Linked DNA regions of Homo sapiens: regions 2 and 3 are each linked to region 1. A link is a loop called in an ENCODE intact Hi-C map of the cell type or tissue named here. Cell type or tissue: GM12878. All regions are shown on one strand.

Region 1 (8,000 bases):
TCTCCAATTTGTGGGGAGGACCGGGGTGAAAGATGAATGTCAGAGATGTGGCTTCATCAGCTGCCTATGGGATGGGCACATGTTTAGGAGATACTTTGAAATCTCTAGATGAAAGGAAATGCCAGAAAAAGCTATCATTACTTTGAGGGCTGATCATAGAGCAGCCGGAGCATCTTTGAGCTCCTATATTGGAATCAGAGTCTACAGTATTTTCATCTTGGGCGGACCAATTCCTGAAGACCAGTTTTTTAATAGCATCAATTGAGAACAGGGTCAATTGTGAGGTCCCTTAGGAATACAACCAGAAATCTCATCACTGGAGTATAGAAATTTCCAACCAGGCTCCAGCCAGTTATCTATGCAGACTGATTCTAGCCAGGCCTAACTTGCCTAGGGTGATGATCTACAGGCTATGACCTGATGACACTTCTCCCTTTCTCTCCTCTCTTTCTCTCTTTCACGTGTGCATAAGGCAACTTAGAAACATTAATTCACCAAAGAATACTTGGAGATTCCCAAATGATCACCCCAATTGTGGCTCTTCATCTCCAAACACTTAGCCTTTTTTTTTTTTTTTAAAGGAATGTGATGTGCTTAAACCAGATCTTTTTTCTTTCTATTTGGCAGGTACATAGGCACATGACCCTAGTATTTTCCTTCTCTATTTATTCCCTTCTATACTTTACCACAAATACTTCCACTTGACTCCCTCTTCTGGTCTCTGTTCTATGAACCATCTAGATTATCATTCCAAATGAATACATTTGTGTTTGAGCCCTTAAATGCAAGAATATTTCCCTTCCTGGTCTCTCCAAAGCTAACAGGCTAACTAGACTCAGAACAGGACTTTAATCTAAGCTGGCAATAAGTGCTTACCTGTCCTGAATGACCTAAGCTGCAATCATCCTGGGTCACAATCATCAGAGGAACAGATATTATTTTTCTCCTATTGCACGAAGTGGACAAAGGTTGTCTAGATGGTGCAGAATGGATCTCGATAAAGCCAGAGCTCCTTGTGAAATAAGAAAAATCTCAAGAATGGGCATGTGACTGCTAAGCAAGCTCTGTGGGAGAGCTCAACCTATAATATTACAAGTGGCATGCGTAAGATCAACATGAACTCATCTCTCAAATCCCCAAATCTTAGGTTTCAATGTCTCTTACAAAGTTCCAGGAGAGTTAAGCTTAGGACCAATATAAAGGAAGACTACTCCAAACTGTAGGTAGTAAATGCATGGCACTCATTACCCAGGGAGGGAATACAATCAGAATACAGAAAAAAAATCAGGGCAACATTTATGAATTGCAGAGCCATATATGAGTAAAACTGGATGGATCTTGAACTACTCATTTTCAACCCTAGTCCTATGTGAAAGTCTCATGTCTCTCTCCTAGGTCCTAGTATTCCAACTCAGTAGGTTGGAGTGGGGTCTGTATATAGTTGCAAAGCTCCCCCAGGTGATTCTGATTTATAACCAGGTTTGAGGACCACTACTTGAATAACTTGAATAACCTTTAACCTGCTGGATAGGTCTGACCCAGCCTGGTCATCCTTACGGTCCTAATTGTCAAACTGCTTGGTTGATGAATGACAACTCAAACAGATACAGCTGTATACCTGCAACATAAGAACAAACTCCAGAGCAGTCATTAGACCCTGAATCTACAGATCAAATCAAGCAGTATAATAATGCTCTGGTCCCTGGCTCATTTAGAGTCTTCTCCAAGATCTCTAAGTCTTTCCCACCTTAGGGATGAATCAGCGGAGGCACTTAAAACAAGGTACTACTTTTGGAAGGAAATATTCAGATTTGCTTATAAGAATAAGATGCAGACTTCTTTTTTCTTTTCTTCTCTTTTTTTTTTTTTTTTGAGATGGAATCTCTCTTTGTTCCCCAGGCTGGAGTGCAATGGCATGATCTCGGCTCACTGCAGTCTCCACCTCCTGGGTTCAAGCGATTTTCCTGCCTCAGCCTCCTGAGTAGCTGAGATTACAGGCAGGCACCACCACGCCCAGCTAATTTTTGTACTTTTAGCAGAAATGGGGTTTCCCCATATTGACCAGGCTGGTCTCGAACTCCTGACCTCAAGTGATCCACCCACCTCAGGCTCCCATATTGCTGGGATTATAGGCATGAGCCGCCGCGCCTAGGCAGATGCAGGCTTCTTTACATATTTCTGTCACGGCTCTTTTTGCACAATGTTTAACACAGTACTAGGAATTCGTTTATTCAGTAAACATTTATTGATTAAAAATTAGTTACATACCCAATGCCAATAGTTTGTTGCTGAGGATATAAATAATTAAATAAGGCAGTGATAAAACAGACCAGATGTGATCTCTAGCTTCTTAGTTACCTAATAAGCTCTCAAAAATATTCTTTTATCATAGTGGCTGGATACAGTGTAAAACTCTACCTAAGGGTCATCCTACCCTCTTAGGAACACAACATTTAAGTTCTTTCGAAGACCGAGCTACCCTGGGGCCAAGAACAACTATAAAAAAAGTGCCTACCTTTTCTTCTCAAATGTACCTACAAGTGAAGGTTAAAAATGAACTTCTGGCTGGGCACGTTGGCTCACGCCAGTAATCCCAGCACTTTGGGAGGCCAAGGCAGGCAGATCCTGAGGTCAGGAGTTCAAGACCGGCCTGAGCAACATGGAGGAAACCCCCGTCTCTACTAAAAATACAAAATTAGCCGGGCGTGCTGGTGCATGCCTGTAATCCTAGCTACTCAGGAGGCTGAGGCAGGAGAATCGCTTGAACCCAGGAGGCAGAGGTTGCAGTGAGCCAAGATTGCGCCATTGCACTCCAGCCTGGGCAACAAGATCGAAACTCTGTCTCAAGAAAAAAAAAAAAAGAACATCTGGAGAATGAGAACTATGCTATATTCATCTTTGAATTTCCAGTACCAGGTACAGTACCTTGCACATAGTAAGTGTTCAGTGTTTTAAATTTTTTTTTTTTTTTTTTGGAGACAGAGTCCCACTCTGTCACAGGCTGGAGTGCAGTGGCGCGATCTCAGCTCACTGCAACTTCTGCCTCCCAGGTTCAAGCAATTCTCTTGCCTCAGCCTCCCGAGTAGCTGGGGCTACAGGCATCTGCCACCACACCCGGCTAATTTTTTGTATTTTAGTAGAGATGGGGTTTCACCATGTTGCCCAGGCTGGTCTCAAACTTCTGATCTCAGGCAATCCACCTGCCTCGGCCTCCCAAAGTGCTAGGATTACAGGCGTGAGCCACCGCGCCTGGCCCAGTGTTTTTAAATTTTAATTAATTAATTAATTTTGAGACAGGGTCTGGCTCTGTCACCCACGCTGGAGTGCAGTGGCCCCATCTCGGCTCACTGTAACCTCTGCCTCCTGAGCTCAAGTGATCCTCCCACCTCAGCCTCTGAGTAGCTGGGACTGCAGGCATGTGCCATCATGCCTGGCTAATTTTTGTATTTTTTTTTTTTTTTGGTAGAGATGGAGTCTCACTATGTTGCCTAGGCTGGTCTTGATCCTCCCACCTCGGCCTCCCAAAGTGAAGTAATTGCAGGCATGAGCCACCGCACCCAGCCTGTTCAGTGTTTTTGAATGAGTGAATGAATGAATGAAGCTGGAATCCCAGTTCTGCCACTAACTGTGTATCTTTGTACAAGTCACAGATTATTTGTAACCCTTTTTTCATGACTGGGATAACAACTACCTTGCTTATTTGTTGTTATGTGACTGGAGGTCATGTGTTCTAAGAATCACTGGCAGCTGGGCATGGTGGCCTGTAATCCCAACATTTTGGGAGGCTGAGATGGGAGGATCACTTGAGCCCACAAGTTTGAGACCAGCCTGGGAAACAGAGGGAGACCTCATCTCCACAAAAAAATTAAAAACTAGCTGGGTGCGGTGAGCGCGTGCCTATAGTCCCAGCTACTGGGAAGGCTGAGGAAAGAGGATCATTTTTGAGCCCAGGAAGTCAAGCCTACAGTGAGCCATGATTGCACCACTGCACTCCAACCTGGGCGACAGAGTGAGACCCTGTCTCAAAAAAAAAAGAAAGAAAATTGGCACTCTGCCTGGCATTCAGCAGGTGCTCAACAAATGGTTGTGGTGATGCTGTATGGTTGTTACTCTGAGAACGGAGAAGCAGAAGCTTCCAAGAACCAACTTGTATGGTCAAAGTGACATCTAGTGGTAAAATTTTAGAACACACACCAAAAGCACAGTCAATTGCTGGTTTGAAATTTAAATTGAGGAATGACTAGGAACTAACAGGGCACCTGATTTACATAAGTACAGTAACATTATTTAATTCTCACCAGTGATTTTTTTTTTTTTTTGAAACGGAGTCTCACTCTATCGTCCAGGCTGGAGTACAGTGGCGCGATCTTGGCTCACTGCAACCTCCGCCTCCCAGGTTCAAGCAATTCTCCTGCCTCAGCCTCCCATGTAGCTGGGACTACAGATGCTGGCCACCACGCACGGCTAATTTTTGTATTTTTAGTAGAGATGGGGGTTTCACCATGTTGATCAGGCTGGTCTCGAACTCCCGACCTTAGGTGATCCTCCTGCCTCAGCCTCCCAAAGTTCTAGGATTACAGGCGTGAGCGACCGCACCTGGCTTCACGAGTGATTTTCAATCCTGGATGCAGATTAGAATGACGTGTGAAGCTTTAAAAATCTACTGGTGTCTGGATCTCACCCTTGGAGACACCAATTTAACTTGCAGGAGGTGTGACTCAGGCTGTCACATTTTTAAACTGCGATTTTAACATGCAGCCTGGTTGGGAACCACATGCAAGAGACCCATGAGATAGTCTTCTTCTCGTTTTACAAATGATGAAAGTAAAAGTCAGAAGGATAAAGTAATTTTCACAAAGTCACACATTTATTATTAGCAGTAGGTTATTTGAACTTGCATCTACCATTTTCCCACAATACCACGTTGCTTTGCAGAGGCTTTTGGAAGTCTGATGTGCTCCACTTAGCTTCTGTCTAGGGGAGTCTCAAACTCAGAAGCGTTAGGAAATTGCATGGTGCTGTGAGCTGAAGCCCTCCAAACAACAGTTTGGTGTTGATGGGATAGTGTGGTCTAATGAAGGCACTAACTGCCTGATCCTCTCTCTGGATTCTTTTTTTTTAAGACAAGGTCTTGCTTTGTTGCCTAGGCTGGAATGCCGTGGCATGATCACAGCTCACTACAGCCTTGAACTCCTGGGCTCAGCTGGGACCAGAGGTGCATGCCACCATGCCCAGCTATCTTTGTATTTTTTGTAGAGATGGGGTTTTGCCATGTTGCTCAGGCTGGTATTTTTATGTTTTGTAGAGACGGGGGTCTCCCTATGTTGCTATGAACATTCATGTCAATTTCAATTTTTTAAAAATTATTTCAAAAGAAACTCATTGTAATTGTTTGTGTTAAAAAATGATAACTTGCCCAGGTGCAGTGGCTCATGCCTGTAATCTCAGCACTTTGGGAGGCCAAGGCGAGTGGATCACTTGAGGTCAGGAGTTTGAGACCAGCCTGACCAACATGGCAAAACCCCGTCTACACTAAAAATACAAAAATTAGCTGGGCATGGTGGTGGGTACCTGTAATCCCAGCTACTCAGGAGGCTAAGGCAGGAGAATGGCTTGAACCTGGGAGGTGGAGGTTGCAGTGAGCCAAGACTGTGCCACTGTACTCCAGCCTGGGCGACACAAGACTCTGTCTCAAAAACAAACAAACAAAAACCTTAAGCATACACATTAAAAATCTACCAAAACTTTTTAAAATTGAGTTTTGGCACTTCATTTTTAAAAATATAACTGGGGTCTCAAAAAGGAGTAACGAGGCCGGGCGCGATGGCTCACGCCTATAATCCCAGCACCATGGGAGGCCGAGGCCGGCAGATCATGAGGTCAGGAGATTGACACCATCCTGGCTAACACGTTGAAACCCCGTCTCTACTACAAAAATACAAAAAATTAGCCGAGCTTGGTGGCGGGCCCCTGTAGTCCCAGCTACTCGGGAGGCTGAGGCAGGAGAATGGCGTGAACCCGGGAGGCGGAGTTTGCAGTGAGCCGAGATCGTGCCACTGCACTCCAGCCTGGGCAACAAAGACTCCGTCTCAAAAAAAAAAAAAAAAAAAAAAAAGAGTAACCAGCTTGCTCTTGACCTCTGAAAGGCTCTGTTGCTGCCTCCAACAAGAAAAGCCCATTTTATCCAATTAGACAACAAATCCCCAAAGTCAGAAAAACCACGTGATATTTGCTGGCATATCCATGATGACTACTAATTATGTATTTGGTAAATGTTTGCTGACAATATAGCCCATCAAGAAATGATGGGAGGCCGGGCGAGGTGGCTCACGCCTGTAATCCCAGCACTTTGGGAGGCCGAGGCGGGCGGATCACGAGGTCAGGAGATCGAGACCATCCTGGCTAACACAGTGAAACCCCGTCTCTGCTAAAAACACAAAAAAATTAGCTGAGCGCGGTGGCAGGCGCCTGTAGTCCCAGCTATTCGGGAGGCTCAGGCAGGAGAATGGCGTGAACCCGGGAGGCGGAGCTTGCAGTGAGCCGACATCGCGCCACTGCACTCCAGCCTGGGCGACAGAGCCAGACTCCGGCTCAAAAAAAAAAAAAAAAAAAAAAGATGGGAAGGCTGGGTGCGGGTGGCTCATGCCTGTAATCCCAGCACTTTGGGAGGCTGAGGCAGGTGGATCACTTGAGGCCAGGAGTTTGAGACCAGCTTGGCTAACATGGTGAAACCCTGTCTTTACTAAAAAAATATTAATATTAGCCGGGTGTGGTGGCTCACACAGGTAATCCCAGCTACTCAGGAGGCTGAGGCGCGAGAATCACTTGAAAACCAGAGGTGGAGGTTGTAGTGAGCCAAGGTCATAACACTGCACTCCAGTCTGGATGAAAGAGCGAGAAACTCTGTCCCTTAAAAAAAAAGAAAACAAAGAAATGATGGGACAGGGTGAGGGTAGGGGAGAGGAAATTCTAACACAGGTGATTTCCTTCTGACCCACAACCCCCACTTTGCTGTTGGTCTGGCTGACGTGGTTCACAAGGGGGATGGTAACTTAGATGGAACGTGTAAACCAATGGAAACATGAACCTTGATTGAAAAATGAAAAATTTCTCTAGATCCTGACTAAGGCAAGGTCAGCATGTTTCTCCCACATGCTGGTCCAAACAGAAGCTTTCTTTTACGGCAGGATAGGGATCAGTCCCTTGTCTAATCAACCAGTGGAGTTAATGAGTATGGCAGAAGGAAGGGAGAGGAAAGATGACAAAAGGAGCAATGAAAAGGAAACACCTGACACATTTATCTTTGTGAGAAGTGAGAATCACCTGTAAATGCCTCAGCCAGGAAGGACAGGTAGGGCCCTTTATAAAAGGATTTGTGGAACTTCTGGAGTATTTTGTCATTATAACATTTTGTTAATAGATTAACAAGGCTGGGCGCAGTAGCTCACACCTATAATCCTAGCACTTTGGGAGGCCAAGGCAGGCGGATTCACTTGAGGTCAGGAGTTCGAAACCAGCTTGGCCATCATGGTGAAACCCCGTCTCTACTAAAATTACAAAAAATTAGCTGGGCATGTGGTATGCGCCTGTAATCCCAGCTACTCAGGAGGCTGGGGCGGAGAATCTCTTGAACCTGAGAGGCGGAGGTTGCAGTGAGCCGAGATCATGCCACCCCGACTCCAGCCTGGACAACAGAGCGAGACTCCATCTCAAAAAAAAAAAAAAAAAAAAGATTAACAAAAACATGGCTGGGCACAGTGGCTCAAGCCTGTAATCCCAGCACTTTAGGAGGGCAGATCATTTGAGCCCAGGAGTTTGGGACTGGCCTAGGCAGCATAGCGAGACCCCATCTCTACAAAAAATATAAAAATTAGCCAGGCGTTGTGGTGCATGCCTGTGGTCCCAGCTACTGAGGAGGCTGAGGTGGGAGAGTCACTTGAGCCCAGAAGGTTGAGGTTGCAGTGAGCCAAGATCTTACCACCACACTTCAGCATGGGCAA
Region 2 (8,000 bases), 220 kb before region 1:
GCAGCCGGACCTGTGGAGGGGGTGTCAGCTTCCGGGAGCGCCCCTGCTACTCCCAGAGGTAGGAGAGATGAAAATGGGCCAGCTTGTTAAAGCAGGAGCAGGGGATGCTGCCTTCTGGGTGGTGGGCTAGGTGGTCGTGGCCTAGGCTAGCACTGGCCACATCAGCAGAACCCACCAAGGAGCAGATTCATTCTGGAAGCAGCATCAGTTCAGCGCAGGAAATCAAACCATTTCCCAGGGCCTTCCACTCTGAGCTGGAGCACGCGTGCTGCCTGTTGCCCCTGGTCTCCAGCTCCTGATGCTGCACCGGCCTGCAGTATGGCAGGTGCAGTCAATTTTGCTGGAACTGGTAAATAATCTTCAACCGGCAGTTCCCAATTCCTGTGGTTTCTTTACCGAGTACAGATGTTCCCCACTTCAAGCGATTTATTAAATGCTTGCTGTGTGTGCTGCACTCCGGCAGGGTCAGTGGAGAAGGTGGGGCACAGAAGGAGTAGTGAGGTGCCTCTGTCCCGGTTTGTATAGGGGTTGTTCCTGAGAACCCTATGTGAGGAGGAATGAGAGACCAGGAATGATCCTAAGAGCCTTATACTGATGTCCTGCTTAGATCGCAGGATGGCTGTGCCAAGCGGGTGGGTATTATATCTCATGCACCTCGGGTCTTCTCTGGGAATCTGCCTAAGATGCAGTGGAGTGGTCCCGCCTTAAATCCAAACTATAGGGTGGGTAGGGCTCTGAGTCCCGCTTCTCTGGAGTACCAACATGGGTCGCTCACTCCCACCTGGGGGATTTACGGGGTGGGGTCGGGGGACACCCTCTCACCTTGCTGCTCCCACTGGAGAGTCCCGCAGAAGTTGGGGCCTGCAGAGAGCCCCAGAACGGGGGCAGGGACGTTGGGTCTCGGTCAGGTCTTCCCGGTGCTCTGGTCCCGCAGGAGAGATGGAGGCTCCAGCTGCGTGGGCCCCGCCCGGAGCCACCGCTCTTGTCGCACGGAGGTAAAGCTCACGGGGCGCGGGCGAAGGCACCAGCTTCCCCAGCCCCTCCTGGCCGATTTCCCCATTGGGATGCCCGCTCCTGGCCGCGGGCTGCTGGGTTGGCCCAGCCTGGGGTCCTCCCGCCAATCCACAGCAGGGCTGCGTGGGGGCCCCTTCCTCACCCTGCTCCCGGGGACTGGCCTTGCCCTCCACAGCCTAGAGCACCATGGAGGGGCACGCACAGGAGTTCGGGGGTCCGGGGGGCGGACTCCACCTCCGGCGGCTCCGATGGGGCAGGCAAGGGAGACTCCTGGGCTCCCTGGGCTCGGGCGGGGCGGGAGGTGGGCGGACCTCGGACTCCGCCCTCCTGGATCCCGACTTCCCCTCCGCCCCGCAGAGCTGCCCCGACGGCGCCCGGGACTTCCGGGCCGAGCAGTGCGCGGAGTTCGACGGAGCGGAGTTCCAGGGGCGGCGGTATCGGTGGCTGCCCTACTACAGCGGTGAGCGCGGCCGGGACTCGCTCTCTCGGGGCCTCTTGTATACCTACGTTGATGCCACAGTTCCTATTGCCGTATTATAGAGGCGTTGTCATATATATATATATTAGAGACAGTCTCACTGTGTTGCCCAGGCTGGTCTTGAACTCCTGGGCTCAAGGGATCCGCCGGCAGCGACCTCCCAGAGTGCTGGGATTGCAGGCGTGAGCCACTGTACCCGACCAATTTTTTTTTTTTTTTTTTTTTTTTTTTTTGGGTGGGCGCGGGGGCTCGCAATGTACAGGAAATCTTGTAGACCACAGGACCCACCTTTGGGGAGGAGAGGGTCTGCAGAGGTCCCTCGAGAGAGAGCAAGAGGTCTCTCTTTTTCTTTATCTTTTTTTCTTTTCTTTCTCTCTCGTTCTCTCTCGCTTGCTCTTTTTTCTCTCTTCCTTTCCTTTCCTTTTTTTCTTTTCCTTTTTCTTTCTTTCTTTTTTTTTTTTTTTTGAGACAGGATCTTGCCCAGGCTTGAGTGCAGCAGTGTCATGTCAGCTGGGCAGCATGTACCTCCCAAGCTCAATCAATCCTTCCACCTCAGCCTCCCAAATAATTTTTAAAGTAAATATGGAATGCTTCATGAATTTGCATGCCATACCAGCTAAGGGGGCAGGGGCTGTGCTAATCTCTGTATCGTTCCAATTTTAGTATATGTGCTGCCAGAGCCAGCATTTGTCAAATACCCCATCGATCAACCCATAATGAATCAATCACCAGTACCCCTGCTCCCCCCAGCACATGCCCGTGGCAACACCATGGCAGCCATTTTGAGGTCTTTCCATCCTTTCTCCCCTTATGTATGTATATTTTCAAACGAAGCTATGGTGTGTCTATACCATTTTGAGCCCTGTTTTTGCTCAGTCTGCTATGGGAAGCGTTCCTCCCGTCGCACAGAGACGGAGATGGGGAACCCCGGGAGCGGTAGCAATGGTGCCCCACGGTCATCCTGCAGGAGGGGCTGGAAGGGGCTTGGTACACCAAGACTTCATTTATCAAGGATCTGGGGGCCAGAGGAGATGGTCTGTGCACCTCTGAGGAGGGTATAAGTCATTAATTTTTAGAGAAATACAGTTCAGGGAAAAAACACCCAGGTAAGCACCAACATGTATGTCATTAAGCATTTTAGATGAATCAGAAGATTCCTCAAGACAAGTCTTCTGAGTGTTCGTTTTCCCTGCTTGCGGCAAATGACCTCTGGAGACCCTGTGGCACTCTAGATTCCAGATCAAGGAGCACTTATATTCTCTCTGTGTGTGTGTGGTGGGGATCGTGGCTGTGGGCATGGCCCAGTGGGAGTCTCATATCCTGTGTATGTGTGTGTGTGTGTTGTGGGGATCGTGGCTGTGGGCATGGCGCAGTGGGAGTCTCATGTCCTCTGTGCGTGTGTGTGTGTGTTGTGCCGATCGTGGCAGTGGGTGTGGCCCAGTGGGAGTCTCTTATCCTGTGTGTGTGTGCGTGTGTGTGTGTGTGTGTTGTGGGGATCGTGGCTGTGGGCATGGCCCAGTGGGAGTCTCATGTCCTCTGTGCGTGTGTGTGTGTGTTGTGCCGATAGTGGCAGTGGGCGTGGCCCAGTGGGAGTCTCTTATCCCGTGTGTGTGTGTGTGTGTGTGTGTGTGTGTGTGTGTGTGTGTGGTGGCGATCGTGGCTGTGGGCGTGGCCCAGTGGGAGTCTCATATCCTCCGTGTGTGTGTGTGTGTGTGTGTGTGTGTGTGTGTGTGTGTGTGTGTTGTGGGGACCGTGGCTGTGGGCATGGCCCACTGGGAGTCTCATATCCTCTGTGTGTGTGTGTGTGTGTGTGTGTGTGTGTGTGTGTGTGTGTGTTGGGATTGTGGCTGTGGGTGTGGCCCAGTGGGAGTCTCATATCCTCTGTGTGTGTGTGTGTGTGTGTGTGTGTGTGTGCGCGTGTGTGTGTTGTGGGGATCGTGGCTGTGGGCATGGCCCAGTGGGAGTCTCATATCCTCTGTGTGTGTGTGTGTGTGTCTGTGTGTGTTGTGGGGATTGTGGCTGTGGGCATGGCCCAGTGGGAGTCTCATATCCTCTATGTGTGTGTGTGTGTGTGTGTGTGTTGTGGGGATTGTGGCTGTGGGCGTGACCCAGTGGGACTCTAGCTTTCAGAATTCCCCCTGGATCCTGAAGTGGACACATGTCAAAAATAATTTGATTATAGTCACATGATAGAAAAATTGGAACACAGGGGAAAGTCTAAAAAGAGAGTAGAGGGATACCTTCCATGGTATGGAGATGATTATAATCCTGTTTGTACTTTTGGGTTGTTTTAAAATGTGTATATATTTAGATAAATATAAAAATTAAGGTAGGGTACAGTGGCTCATGCCCGTAATCCCAGCACTTTGGGAGGCTGAGGCAGGAGGATCACTTGAGTCCAGGAATTTGAGACAAGCCTGGGCAATGTGTGAAACCCCATCTCTACCAAAAATACGAAGATTAGCCAGGCATACAAAGATTAGCTAGGCATGGTTGCACACCCATGTAGTCCCAGCTATTCGAGAAGCTGAGGTGGGAGGATCACTTGAGCCCAGGAAGTTGAGGCTGCAGTGAGTCAAGATCACACCACTGCACTCCAGCCCGGACGACAGAGTGAGATCTTGTCTCCAAAAGAAGAAAAAAAAATTAAAACCAGGCCAGGTACAGTGGCTCCTGCTTGTAATCCTGGTGCTTTGGAAGGCTGAGGCAGGAGGATCATTTGAGCCCAGGAGTTTGAAACCAGCCTGGGTATCGTAGTGAGACCCTGTCTCTACAAAAAATAAAAAAATTAGCTGGGTATGATGGCATGTGCCTATAGTCCCAACTATTCGAGAGACTGAGGCTGGAGGACCACTTGAGTCTCGGAGGTAGAGGCTGCTGTGAGCTTTGATCGTGCCTCTGCATTCCAGCCTGGGAGACAGAGTGAGATCCCATCTGAAAAACATTAAAACCAGAAAAAAGTTATCCTCATCCTGCCCCTTTCACAAGATCACTGTTAGCATTTCATTTTAGCCCCTTTCACATTATTCTCTCCATATATGCTTACATATTTGTAATTATTGCATAGTAATCACCATTTTGCATTCTGTGTTTTAAGCATCTTCCCACACCATATAGTCTTCACAATCATCATTTGTAACTGCATAGTCAGCATGTGTAATATTCCATTGATAATTTATTTAAAGAGTAGCCTGTTATGGCCATGCACAGTGGTTTACACCTGTAATCCCAGCACTTTGGGAGGCTGAGGCAGGTGGATCACCTGAGGTCAGGAGTTCGAGACCAGCCTGCCCAACATGGTGAAACCCCATCTCTACTAAAAGTACAAAACTTAGCCGGGTGTGGTGGCGCGTGCCTGTAGTCCCGGCTACTAGGGGGGCTGAGGCAGGAGAATTGCTTAAACTAGGGAGGCGGAGGTTGCAGTGAGTCGAGATCGTGCCACTGCACTCCAGCCTGGGCAACAAGAGCGAGACTCCACCTCAAAAAAAAAAAAAAAAAAAAAGTAGCCTGTTGTAACCACCTCAGCTGTGGTAAATAATGCTGAGGTAGACTTCTTTAAGTGTTTCACTTTTTCCTGATTCTGGGATTTTTCTTCGACTTGATCCTTAGAGGTGCAACAGATTCATGGAGACGGTCCCTTCTCCTGGGGATGGGGCGGGGATCTGTGCTCTGCGGGGCCTGCTGCAGGGCTTTCTGACCCATGCTTTCCTGTTGCTAGGGTAAGCCTTGGGTCTTGGGGAGGGGCATCATCAACCTCAGGATCTCAGTCTTGCCTTCCTGCCCACCCCAGCCCCAAACAAGTGTGAACTGAACTGCATTCCCAAGGGGGAGAACTTCTACTACAAGCACAGGGAGGCTGTGGTTGATGGGACGCCCTGCGAGCCTGGCAAGAGGGATGTCTGTGTGGATGGCAGCTGCCGGGTGAGTGGTGCCCCAGCCCCTCCCTGCCTCCGGGCTGCCTGGGGGCTCAGTGCGGGTGTTTCCCTGTCCATCACCCATAGGCCCAGGTAGCTGCCATGAGCTTGGTGTCTTCTCAAGTTACCAGGACACCAAGCCCAGCTCCTAGGGTACCTTGCAGGCATCACAGATGCCCTATGGCCCCTCACCTTCATCCTTGGAGAACGCTAGCCCTACAATAAGAGAAACCCTCTGGGTGGCAGAAATCCGGCTAAAACCGACTTCAGAAAAACAAACAGCAGGGACAGCCGCAGGCGCATGAATGAGGTGCCACTCGGCTTTCCTCTCCTTGGGTCCAGCATCAGGATCTGGCCCATTCTTCCCAGGAGGTGTGGAGGTGGCCGCCAGCTGCTCCGACCTTCTGCTCCCTAGAAAGGGAATTCCCAGGGAAAGGGGGCCTCATTCCCAGGAGTTCTAGCCACCGGGGGTTGTCTCTGATTCGTCTTGGTTTGGGACTTACCCTGAACCACTCCAACCTCCCCAAACCCACATTTGGGGAGCTCCGTTCAAACTCTGCGGGAGAGAGGTGGCCCCTCAAGGAAAACAGGGCATTATTACCAGAAGGGGAGATGGGAGCTGAGCAGACAGAGAAGTGGATTGTCAGCCACAGGCCAGTCCCCTGGCTGGTGGCTGAATCACTCCCGACCACCCTATCCTGCCTGGGCTGCGTGGGTGCTGGGGTTAGGATGCGACGGGGCCCAAGGCCTGATGTGGCCATGATGCCGTCTCCCCTGCCTCCCGCATCTCTGCCCACAGGTTGTCGGCTGTGATCACGAGCTGGACTCGTCCAAGCAGGAGGACAAGTGTCTGCGGTGTGGGGGTGACGGCACGACCTGCTACCCCGTCGCAGGCACCTTTGACGCTAATGACCTCAGCCGAGGTGGGGGTGGTTCCGACAAGGGGCAGTTGCCTGCCCCCTTCCTTGCCTGTCCCTTCCTTGCCTGTCCCTGCTCTGGCCTAGACTCCAGGCCAAGTGGCCCTCATGGCACTGGAAGGCTCTGATCATATCAGGTCACATCTGAAAGGCCCCCTGTGGCCTTTGGTTAGGACTCGTGCCCGCTCGTGCAGTCCCATCTCCTGCTGCCACCGCCTGGATGCCCTCCCCATCCCTTCCCACTCCCAGTGTGCTCCGGGTGCCCTGAGCCTTCCCGCCACCCTGGCTTTTGTACTGCGGCCTCTTCTGCCAGGGTTGCCTTTCCCAGCAGCTCGGCCCTGTCTGGCTCTTGTGTACCCTCCCTGCCCCCATTCTGTGCTGTGTGGCACTTGGAGTCCTGTTTGAGTGGTGCCGGGAGAGGGATAGCCCAGCACACCCAGCACCTGCGTCTCTGCCCCCAGGCTACAACCAGATCCTCATAGTTCCCATGGGTGCCACCAGCATCCTCATCGACGAGGCTGCTGCCAGCAGGAACTTCCTGGGTGAGAGCCTAGGGTTAGGTCCTAGGCAGGTCTGGGGCTGCAGGGGGAGGTGCGGCACTGCTCCCTCTGGCTGACTGAGGCGGTCTCCTCTGCGCAGCTGTGAAGAATGTTCGTGGGGAATACTACCTCAATGGGCACTGGACCATCGAGGCGGCCCGGGCCCTGCCAGCAGCCAGCACCATCCTGCATTACGAGCGGGGTGCTGAGGGGGACCTGGCCCCTGAGCGACTCCATGCCCGGGGCCCCACCTCGGAGCCCCTGGTCATCGAGGTAAATGGGGGTGTGGGGAGAGAGGGCGAGTGGGCAGCTCGTGGTCCCCAAGAGGCTGCCAAGCTCTGTACATGGGGGGTTGAGTGGCTCTGGGCTTGAGGCTGGCAGGGGGCTGTGAGGCTGCGGAGGGTGTGGGAGTGCTCCCCAGCAGCAGACCCCAACAAGGACTCTCCCGTGACAGCTCATCAGCCAGGAGCCCAACCCCGGTGTGCACTATGAGTACCACCTGCCCCTGCGCCGCCCCAGCCCCGGCTTCAGCTGGAGCCACGGCTCATGGAGTGACTGCAGCGCGGAGTGTGGCGGAGGTGCGGGCGTGGATGGCCCAGGGGAGGGCATGGGCCCTGTGTGCTGGATCCCACGGCCACAGGTGGGCAAGTCACAGCCCTCTCCTCAAGGCAGTCCCTCCTGGGGAGATGGACAAGTAGGCGAGAAATCTCTGTGTTATGGGGGTCGCTTTGAGGAAAACCCAGGGATCTGGGGGACTCCATGAAGGACCCCAGCCTAAGCGAATAGAACCAGAGGGGGCTTCCCAGAGTCAGCGGCATCTCATAGGAGACAGACTCCCTCAGGACCGGAGCTGGGCCTGGGGTCAGTGATCAGGTGCCAGAGTAGGGCTCTCTCACAGCAAAAACCCTCAGAGCCTCAGTTTCCTCATCTGCCAATTGGAGATGTGGTGGCACCTGCCTCGGGGGGGTCATCTAAGACTGAATGGGGATGACCTGTGGGGTGAGTGCAGGATGGCGCCTGGCCCAGGGAACGCGCTTGGTGAATGTTGACTGGCGTCTGCCCGCCATGGCTGGGCCTCTGCGCAGGTCACCAGTCCCGCCTGGTGTTCTGCACCATCGACCATGAGGCCTACCCCGAC
Region 3 (8,000 bases), 240 kb before region 1:
CACCAAGACCCCGCCTGGAGCCCCGCTGCTCTGCCAGTCAACTGATGGGCTCCTTTACCCTCTCTCTTCCTGGCAGTGCTCCATAGCGGTGGGAAAGAGGGTGAGGCCTTGCCACTCCGCGGAGGGCCCCCTGGCCCACCCCAATGCTGAAGACAAATCTGACCCCATCTTCCCACTGGGAACTTGGCCAACCCAGATGTTCCCGCAGCCCCTCCCTCCGCTCCTCGCTCCCTGGATGGGGCCCACCTCCAGCGCATTTTTCTCACTCCAAGCTCCTTCCTTGCCAGATGGCTCTGCTGGAGGATTCTGCCCCGGGCTGGGAGGGGCTGGGGACCTGATTCTCTCATTTCCCTGTGGTTTGGCGAGTCTTCCCTCGCCCCTGTCGTTTTCAGAGCGAGCCCCGCCCTTGTCTGCAGACTCTGGCTGCCTGGACAGGCAAAGGGAAATGGATGGGTCACCCTGATGCCTCCGAGCCCGGTGACAGGAGCTAAGGATGGCAAATACAGACCGAGGGGCCACCTTGCCACTGCCTGACCCTCCAGGGAGCTTGGGCGCCGTCCCATTTCTTAAACTCCTGGCAGTTGCCCAATAAATGGTGAGTCAGTGAAGGACTGTAGGGGTGGCTGCGGGGTCTGCGGGAGGGGATTTCCATGCAGAATGATGTCAATAGGTCATGTGCATGGGAATTGTTGTGAGTAAGAACAAACATTAACCAGCTTTTGCCCCTGTTTACAAGGCTGTGCTGGAGAGTGTGGAGCCGAAGTCAACCAGCCTTATCCCTTCAGGAGACCTGAATTTATAAATGGTGGTCAGGATGAATACAAACAGGATTCCTCCCCCAGTTCACGTTTGTGACATCTGGAGAGATGTATGGGTTTGTCCTGGGTCATTGTCACCACATTGGATGCAGGGGGAATAAAGGATAGGGCGGTTGTTAATACATACCCCACATTTAACCAAGAAAAGCCACAGAGGAAGGTACTGCTTCATAAAACCAATGTCCCTTGAGCATGTCCCTTAATATGCCACAGACACTATGCCAAGCCCATCACAGGCATTGTCTCCTGTCCTCACCCCACCCTATGGGTAGGGCCTGTTAGCCCCATTTTACAGAGGAGGAGGAGCGCTCCCAGAGTCACTGCCCGCAGGTAAGTGGGAGAGGCTGTGCCTCCAGCACTGTCAAGGACGGGGGCACTGGACCCCATTTCTGATGAACCGAATCTTCGTCTGAGTGGGCCTTGGTAGCGCAGTCTCACAACCTTTCTCAACTTTCTCACTAAAGCTGCTCAAGCAACAGAGGACAGAGACACTGAGGGATGTGGACACAGTCCAAGGTGGCAGCCTTAGGTGGAGAGTTCTCTGGAGTTTTACCAAAACCAAAAGTTTTATTTCATAATATATGCTTTTTGTTGTCTTACTGGGTAAAATACAACATAAAATATACCATCCTAACCATTTTTGAGTGTGCATTTGGTGACATTAAGTTCCTTCACAGTGATGTGTAGCTATCACACGCCCATCTCCAGAGCTCCTTCCTCACCACAAAACAGCTCCCCGCCCCAGCCTCCAGCACCCCCATTCCAGCTCTGTCTCTGTGAATTTGACTACTCCAGGAACCTCACAAGGAGTGGAACGACCCACTATTCATTCTTCTGTGACTGGCTTATTTCACTTAGCGTGAAGTCCTTGAGGTTCATGCATGTTGTTGTAGACGTGTTTTAATGTTAAAAAAAAAAAAAAAACGGCTGGGCATGGTGGCTCACGCCTGTAATCCCAGCACTTTGGGAGGCCAAGGCGGGCAGATCACCTGAGGTCAGGAGTTCAAGACCAGCCTGGCCAACATGGCGAAACCCCATATCTACTAAAAGTACAAAAATTAGCTGGGCATGGTGGCAGGCACCTGTAATCCCAGCTACTCAGGAGGCTGAGGCAGGAGAATTGCTTGAACCCGGGAGGCGGAGGTTGCAGTGAGCCGAGATCGTGCCACCGCACTCCAGCCTGGGTGACAAGAGTGAGACTCCATCTCAAAAAAAAAAAAAAAAAACCATCACCAAAAATATATGACACCACCATACACACTCCTAAAGTTGATGTTCCCAGAAGCTGTGCCTTATTTATTCAGTCTTCCTGTGATGCTAAGGTCACAAGCTCTGGTGCGAGAGACACTGACCAGCCAGGCCTCAGCTCCCAACTCTGGCCGAGCAGGACAGCCCGTCACAGTCTGCCTTTCAGTGCCAATGCTGCCTGGAGGCCTGCGCTGGAGGCCCCAGTCGACACGGGTGTGTGCCACTCCCCTTCAGAGAGGATGCCACCTCCAGCTTTCTGCTGCCTCACTTTGTTCTCAGAGTTTGGGGTGGTGGATTCCTGGGAATTTTCAATTTTAGTATTTATTTTTTATTTACATCAATCTATTGTCTTTTAAAAATGAGAAAACTGCCATGCAGGAAGGTTGGCTTGCCTGAGATATTACAGCCAGGAGTGGTAGACCCAAGACTGCCCAGGCTTTGTGCCTCCCTACTTCCTGCCCCCAAGCTTGGACCACATTCATGGCACCACCAGGAGGTGATTCCAGTAGGCCACCCCGCCCACCACATCACACAAATGCTGCTCATCTGAATCCCATCTGCTCTGCGTTATATTGCGTTTAATGGGCAAAATTTACAAAGCTCTGAAAACTGAAAGGTTTCTTATCAATGTGTCCGTAATACCTGACTGAACTTTATGCCCTTTAGGAGGACATTTGTGTGTTTTGCCGCAGAGCTATGAGTGTGTATGTGCGGCGGTTTTGCTCGTTGATTTGTTTTGATTAAAAAGGGCTTCTGGCCGGGCGCGGTGGCTCACGCCTGTAATCCCAGCACTTTGGGAGGCTAAGGCAGGCGGATCACAAGATCAGGAGATCGAGACCATCCTGGCTAACATGGTGAAATCCCGTCTCTACTAGAAATACAAAATAATTAGCCAGGCGTGGTGGCATGCGCCTGCAGTCCCAGCTACTCGGGAGGCTGAGGCAGGAGAATCGCTTGAACCCAGGAGGTGGAGCTTGCAGTGAGCCGAGATCGCACCATTGCACTCCAGACTGGGCAACAGAGCAAAACTCCGTCTCAAAAAAATAAACATAAAAAGAGGGCTTCTGGCCAGGCACGGTGGCTCATGCCTATAATCCCAGCACTTTGGGAGGCCAAGGTGGGCAGATCACCTGAGGTCAGGAGTTGGAGACCAATCTGGCCAACATGGTGAAACCCCATCTCTACTAAAAATACAAAAATTAGCTGAGTGTGGTGGTGTGTGCTTGTAATCCCAGCTACTGGGGAGGCTGAGGCAAGAGAATCGCTTGAACCTAGGACGCGGAGGTTGCAGTGAGCCGAGATGGTGAAAAGAGGGCTTCCAGCCTGCTGGGAGTATTATATAATATGCAGTTTAGTCACTTCTAAAGCCTGGAAAATTCTCAATTCTGAAACACGTTTGGCCTCAAGAGTTTCTGATAAGGGATTGGGACCTAGATATATAGAATTAACAGTGATATGAAAGCTGTAAAAATAAAGAGCTTAGACCCCGTTTTGTGTCTGTACATCTTTCCGTGGCATTATACTATAAAGTAGGGGTCCAGGATAACAGGTCCCCACAGAAATGAGAGCTAGAGAAGCACTGCAGCAAAAAAAAAGAAAAGAAAAGAAAAGAAAAATTATTTCCTCTCCCTTCAGCTTCGGGGAAGTCTTGTTTTAGGATTGCGAGGCACTGGCCCACTGACTTCTGGGTTGTGTTTCCAGGTCTTTGGCCCGAGACACAGGCTGTCTCTCAATGTCTGGGCTGAGAACCATTCAGGTACAGAGGCTGAAGCCACAGGGTAGATGAGAAGTGTCCCAGGAGCATGGTGGAGGGTGAGACCAAGACAAAAGGATCTAAACAGCCTTGACTGCTGGCCTCTGGGGCTACCAATCCAGGGCCCCTGTCCGTGACAGCCCCCCAGGGACAGCACCAGGGACCTCAGAGCCTGGCTCACTGGATTCATCACAAGAGAACAGGGACTTGCTGCCTTCTGCAACCATCCGAGGGGCCACCAGGCGGCCACAGGACACCAGGCTTGCCTGGGAGTCTGGGGTGCCCACCTGGAGCTTCAAGGCCCAGAGACATGCTCCGGGCCTGTGCTCTTGAGCTGGTTCCACACCTTACACCGACCTTTGTGGGGTCTGGGCCAGGAGCTGCTCTCCCCTTTGGGAAGTGAGGGTGGGTTCCTCACAGCAGCTCCCTTAATGTCTCAACCAGCTTCTCCAAAGGAGGCCGTGGTTGGGGTCGCTGTGGTAGGAGTTTGTGTTCCCCTGTGGGCAGAGGGGATGAGATCTCTGCCGGCTGGAGCTGCTGGCTGGGAGCTAGTCAGAAACAGCATTGGAAAGCCCCTTCCTTTCCCACTGTCTCTGCTCTCCTTCCCCAGGCATTGTCCTGCCTCCACACAGCCTCTCCCGCATCCCGGTGCCCTTTCCGGGATCCGAGTCAGCGTGGGCCTGGTGTCACTGAGGGGACATCCCAGGAATTCCTGTTCTTTCCCTCTGGATGGCCTTCTTGTCTGCAGGAAGGGTGGGAGGAGCTATTATATATTTCTGTCTCAGCTTTAAGGGTAAAACTCCCCTCCAAAGGCCAGGTGGCTTATCTCCTGACAGCCACTTGTCAGACACACTGAGCCCTGAATTCCCACTCCAGTGGTCTGGCATGGTGCTTCAAAGAGCTGACTTGGATATGGCAACGCAATGGGGGAAGGAAGGTTGAGGTGGCGTCTGGAAGCACAGCACGGAGTGGAGTTTTGACCCTCGCCTTCCCGCCGTTCCCAGCGTTTGAATGACTGTATTAAGGGAAATGAATATATGTATTGGGGGGTGGGGAGACGTTAGAGAAATAAATGCAGCAGCCTCTGATGTGGAGTATCTTTTTTCCTTTTGGATTCCTAGTGGGCTGTGGCATCGGTTCTATGACTTTTATCGTAAAAATGTTTGAATACTCTGATTGTAAAACTCAGCTTAGTCTAAACTGACACACACAGCACTAGAATGCAAGTCCCCACTAGAGTGTAAACTCCCCGAGCAGACCTAGTGAGCTGGAGCCCACGCCTGGGAGAGCTGACTGCATCTCTTCCCAACTCCACGTCTGGTGACGTCACCTTGGTAGCTTGAAAACAGCCATGGTGGGAGCATCTACACCAAACGCCATGGGAAAGAATCCACCTGCACAGCAGTGCTGCCTCCTGCAGCAAGCTGAAGCTTAAACAGTTATCACCACTGGGCCGGTCTCTCCCAGCTTCTAGCGCAGCGTAGGCACTCAGATATTTGGATGAACAACCTCCAAATGAAGGAAGAGGGAAGCAGCATCCTCTAAATTCAGTTCAATGGGAGTTCAACAAATACCCTGTCCTGGTGGACATGTGTTTTCTGGGGCAGCTGCCATCTGAACTTCCACCTGGGGACCCTGCCAATTCTTGTTTCTCAGGTCCTGGCCATCAGGGTACAGGCATGTTCCTGTGGGGAGTGAGTCTACAAGGACGCTTCAGGGTTTTTCTAGGCATGTGTCAGCATTGCCTAAAATTGGTGGTGACACGAGTTCAGCGTCCAGCGGAAGAGCAGCATAGATCCTAACTGGAACTGCTCCTGGACTACAACTAGGACATTGTCGGGGGTCCAGCCCAAGCATGTGCCTGATTTTCAGCCCTCCTGTCAATCTGCGATCTCCCATTGCCTCTCTTCTAAGCAACTCTCCTGTTTAAGCTGACTCAGTCCTTTTCTGTGATGTGCAACCAAGAACCGCAAGGGTTGGTTCAGGCCCTCTGAGAGCAGAGGCTGAGACGGGACTAGATGTGCGAGAGATCTACAGGGGAGCGCCTGTGAAGATGAATTGCGGGGAGGAGGAGGTGCAGGGGGAGTCTTCAGAACCTGGTGTGGGGCTGAGTGCAGCCACTGGAAGCTGGTCACCAGTTACACTTCTCAAAGCCCCTCTCTTGAGGCAAACCTTCAGGGCCACCATGAACCTCTGGTCCAGGGTATAACATGAAAATGGATCTCTGCCCTTGCAATGTTCACAATTATGAGAGAGAAAGAGAAACAACTACATCACTGCAGTAGTTTGAAAGTGCTAGGGCAAAGCCCGGCACCGATGGGAGTGCAGAGCCAGATGTACAGGAAGGCTTCCTGGAGGAGGTGAATCCTGGGAGCCCCGAGGCTCTTGGCATTTTGCCCTCTCTCTTCTCTCCAGCCTTCCATCCCAACCCAACCACACAAAGAGATCTGGCCACTTCTTTCTTAGCCTCATCCTTAGATCTGCAATCTGTGGAGATATGAAAATGTAGAGAATTGAGGATACACATGGCGGGAGCACAGGACAGAAATTTAACAAAAATTTTTTTAGAGACAGGGTCTTGCTCTGCTGCCCGGGCTGGAGTGCAGTGGTGCAATCATAGCTCGCTGCAGCCTCGACATCCCAGGCTCAATTGATCCTCCTGCCTCAGCCTTCCAAGTAGCTTGGCCAGTGGTACCCGACCTTTTTGGCACCAGGGACCAGTTTTATGGAAGAGAATTTTTTCAGGTCTGGGAGCGGGGTGGGATGGTTTCGGGAAGAAACTGTTCCAGTCTAAAGCCTGATCCTGTTCAGATCATCAGGCATCAGAGTCTCCTAAGGAATGCACACCCTAGGTCCCTTGCATGAGTAGTTCACAACAGGGTTCATGCTCCCGTGGGAATCTAATGCTGCCACTGACCTGACAGGTGGCGGGGCTCAGGCAGTAATGCTTGCTCACCTCCTGCTGTGTGCCCGTTCCTAACAGGCCATGGACAGGTACCGGTCCGTGGCCTGGGGATTGAGGACCCCTATCTTGGACTGCAGGCAACTGCCACCATACCTGGCTAATTAAAAAAAAAATTGTAGAGATGGAGGGTCTCACTGTGTTGCCCTGGCTAGTTTTGAACTCCTAGACTTAAGCAATCCTCCCTCCTCAGCCTCTCAAAGTATTGGGACTCCAGGCATGAGCCACTGCGCCCAGATCAGAACTAACTTTTATTCTGCATCTAGTAGGAATTTTATGGAAACCAGTTACTTCCCTACTCTACCACCTGCTGTATGAGTCTCAAGTGAGCAAGTTGTGGCTTAAGGAGGTGACCCGACCTGCCCAAGTACACACACAGTGAGAAGCAGAGCAGCCTTCCAGTCCAGGTCTGCCTCCGCCCCAGGCTACCCCAAACCCCCAATGCGAGGGCGTCTCAGGTGCAGACACTGAGTGGCATAGAGCCAGCACAGAGGGGACTTGACAATAGGAAGGAAGGTCTTACACTTTTTCCTGGAATCTTCTTTCTAAACCACCCTATTTTAATGCATCAGTTCTGTTCACATCTCTGTGAGGTAAGCAGAGGAGAAATGAGGCTTAAAGAGAATATTCCTGCCCAAGCCAGTAATTGCTAGGGCCTGGCTGGTGGGTCTAAGACAGTCCCTTACCACTGAGTGTGGGTTCTGCCTCCCAACCTCAGAGTCCTCTTTGCAGCTGGCGTGAGGCATAAGAAATCACAGCCCTGGGTGTCTGAGAAGAAAGGATCATAGGAAAAGCAGGGACACAGCAGGAAAGTGAGCTCCTTGGGCCTCAGCTTCCCCCACCCTGCAGCGGGAGAAGCATTTTCCTCCCACTTAACAGAGGACCTTTGACCAAGCTCAGAAAAGTCCCAGCTGGTGGGGGCAGGGAGTGGGGCTTGTTGAATGGAAGAAGCGCTTTTCCTCTTTAGAGAGGCTGCATGATTCCACTCCCCTTTCTCTGCCAAGCTTTATCTTTGCTTAAGAATTCACACAACTCCCCAGGGGCCCCGCTACAGCTGCTGCTCCTCCTGTCTTCATTGATAGGTAAGAAATGCACCTGATTTAAACTGATTTAAACTGGCCATGTTCTAATAAGCATTTTGTCCAAACAGGCAGCTGCTGGAGCCAGGGGGCTGAAGTGGGGCTGAGCTTCCCGCTGGTGACTTCTCTTTGCCCAAATG

What was found. A loop is a pair of places that touch in the nucleus more often than their neighbours do. Peaks named below come from ENCODE experiments on the same cell type or tissue, not always from the same donor. Only the 100,000 strongest peaks of a DNase experiment are listed, where the experiment ranks them.
Region 2: a loop joins it to region 1, with 4 times the contacts of the local background. A loop is called at or near these places in 6 of 110 quality-filtered maps.
Region 3: a loop joins it to region 1, with 5 times the contacts of the local background. A loop is called at or near these places in 8 of 110 quality-filtered maps.

Annotation. Positions count from the first base shown.
Region 1 is chr14:73,468,121-73,476,120 of GRCh38, forward strand. No RefSeq gene overlaps it. Among named protein-coding and RNA genes, the nearest start is that of NUMB, 14 kb to the left of the region's middle. In GM12878, a CTCF peak has its summit at 4,170 (motif pointing left); a DNase peak (open chromatin) is centred at 4,155; H3K27ac peaks cover 402 bases.
Region 2 is chr14:73,244,702-73,252,701 of GRCh38, forward strand. PAPLN (papilin, proteoglycan like sulfated glycoprotein) reads left to right here. Exons shown (of 27, transcript NM_001365906.3): 3 at 1-58; 4 at 935-995; 5 at 1,372-1,474; 6 at 5,283-5,413; 7 at 6,206-6,329; 8 at 6,785-6,865; 9 at 6,963-7,135; 10 at 7,317-7,440; 11 at 7,948-8,000. PAPLN-AS1 (PAPLN antisense RNA 1) reads right to left here and starts at 1,300. Exons shown (of 2, transcript NR_135248.1): 1 at 823-1,300; 2 at 1-543. It also overlaps the pseudogene RNU6-419P. RefSeq lists silencers at 1,135-1,404, 3,873-3,952 and enhancers at 2,352-2,421, 2,560-3,061. In GM12878, no CTCF peak of the experiment used is centred here; DNase peaks (open chromatin) are centred at 3,225, 3,560 and 3,980; H3K4me3 peaks cover 2,671 bases; H3K27ac peaks cover 2,345 bases.
Region 3 is chr14:73,227,998-73,235,997 of GRCh38, forward strand. It overlaps a transcript of PAPLN not described here. Among named protein-coding and RNA genes, the nearest start is that of PAPLN, 5.5 kb to the right of the region's middle. RefSeq lists enhancers at 3,912-3,981, 7,782-8,000. In GM12878, a CTCF peak has its summit at 4,056; no DNase peak of the experiment used is centred here.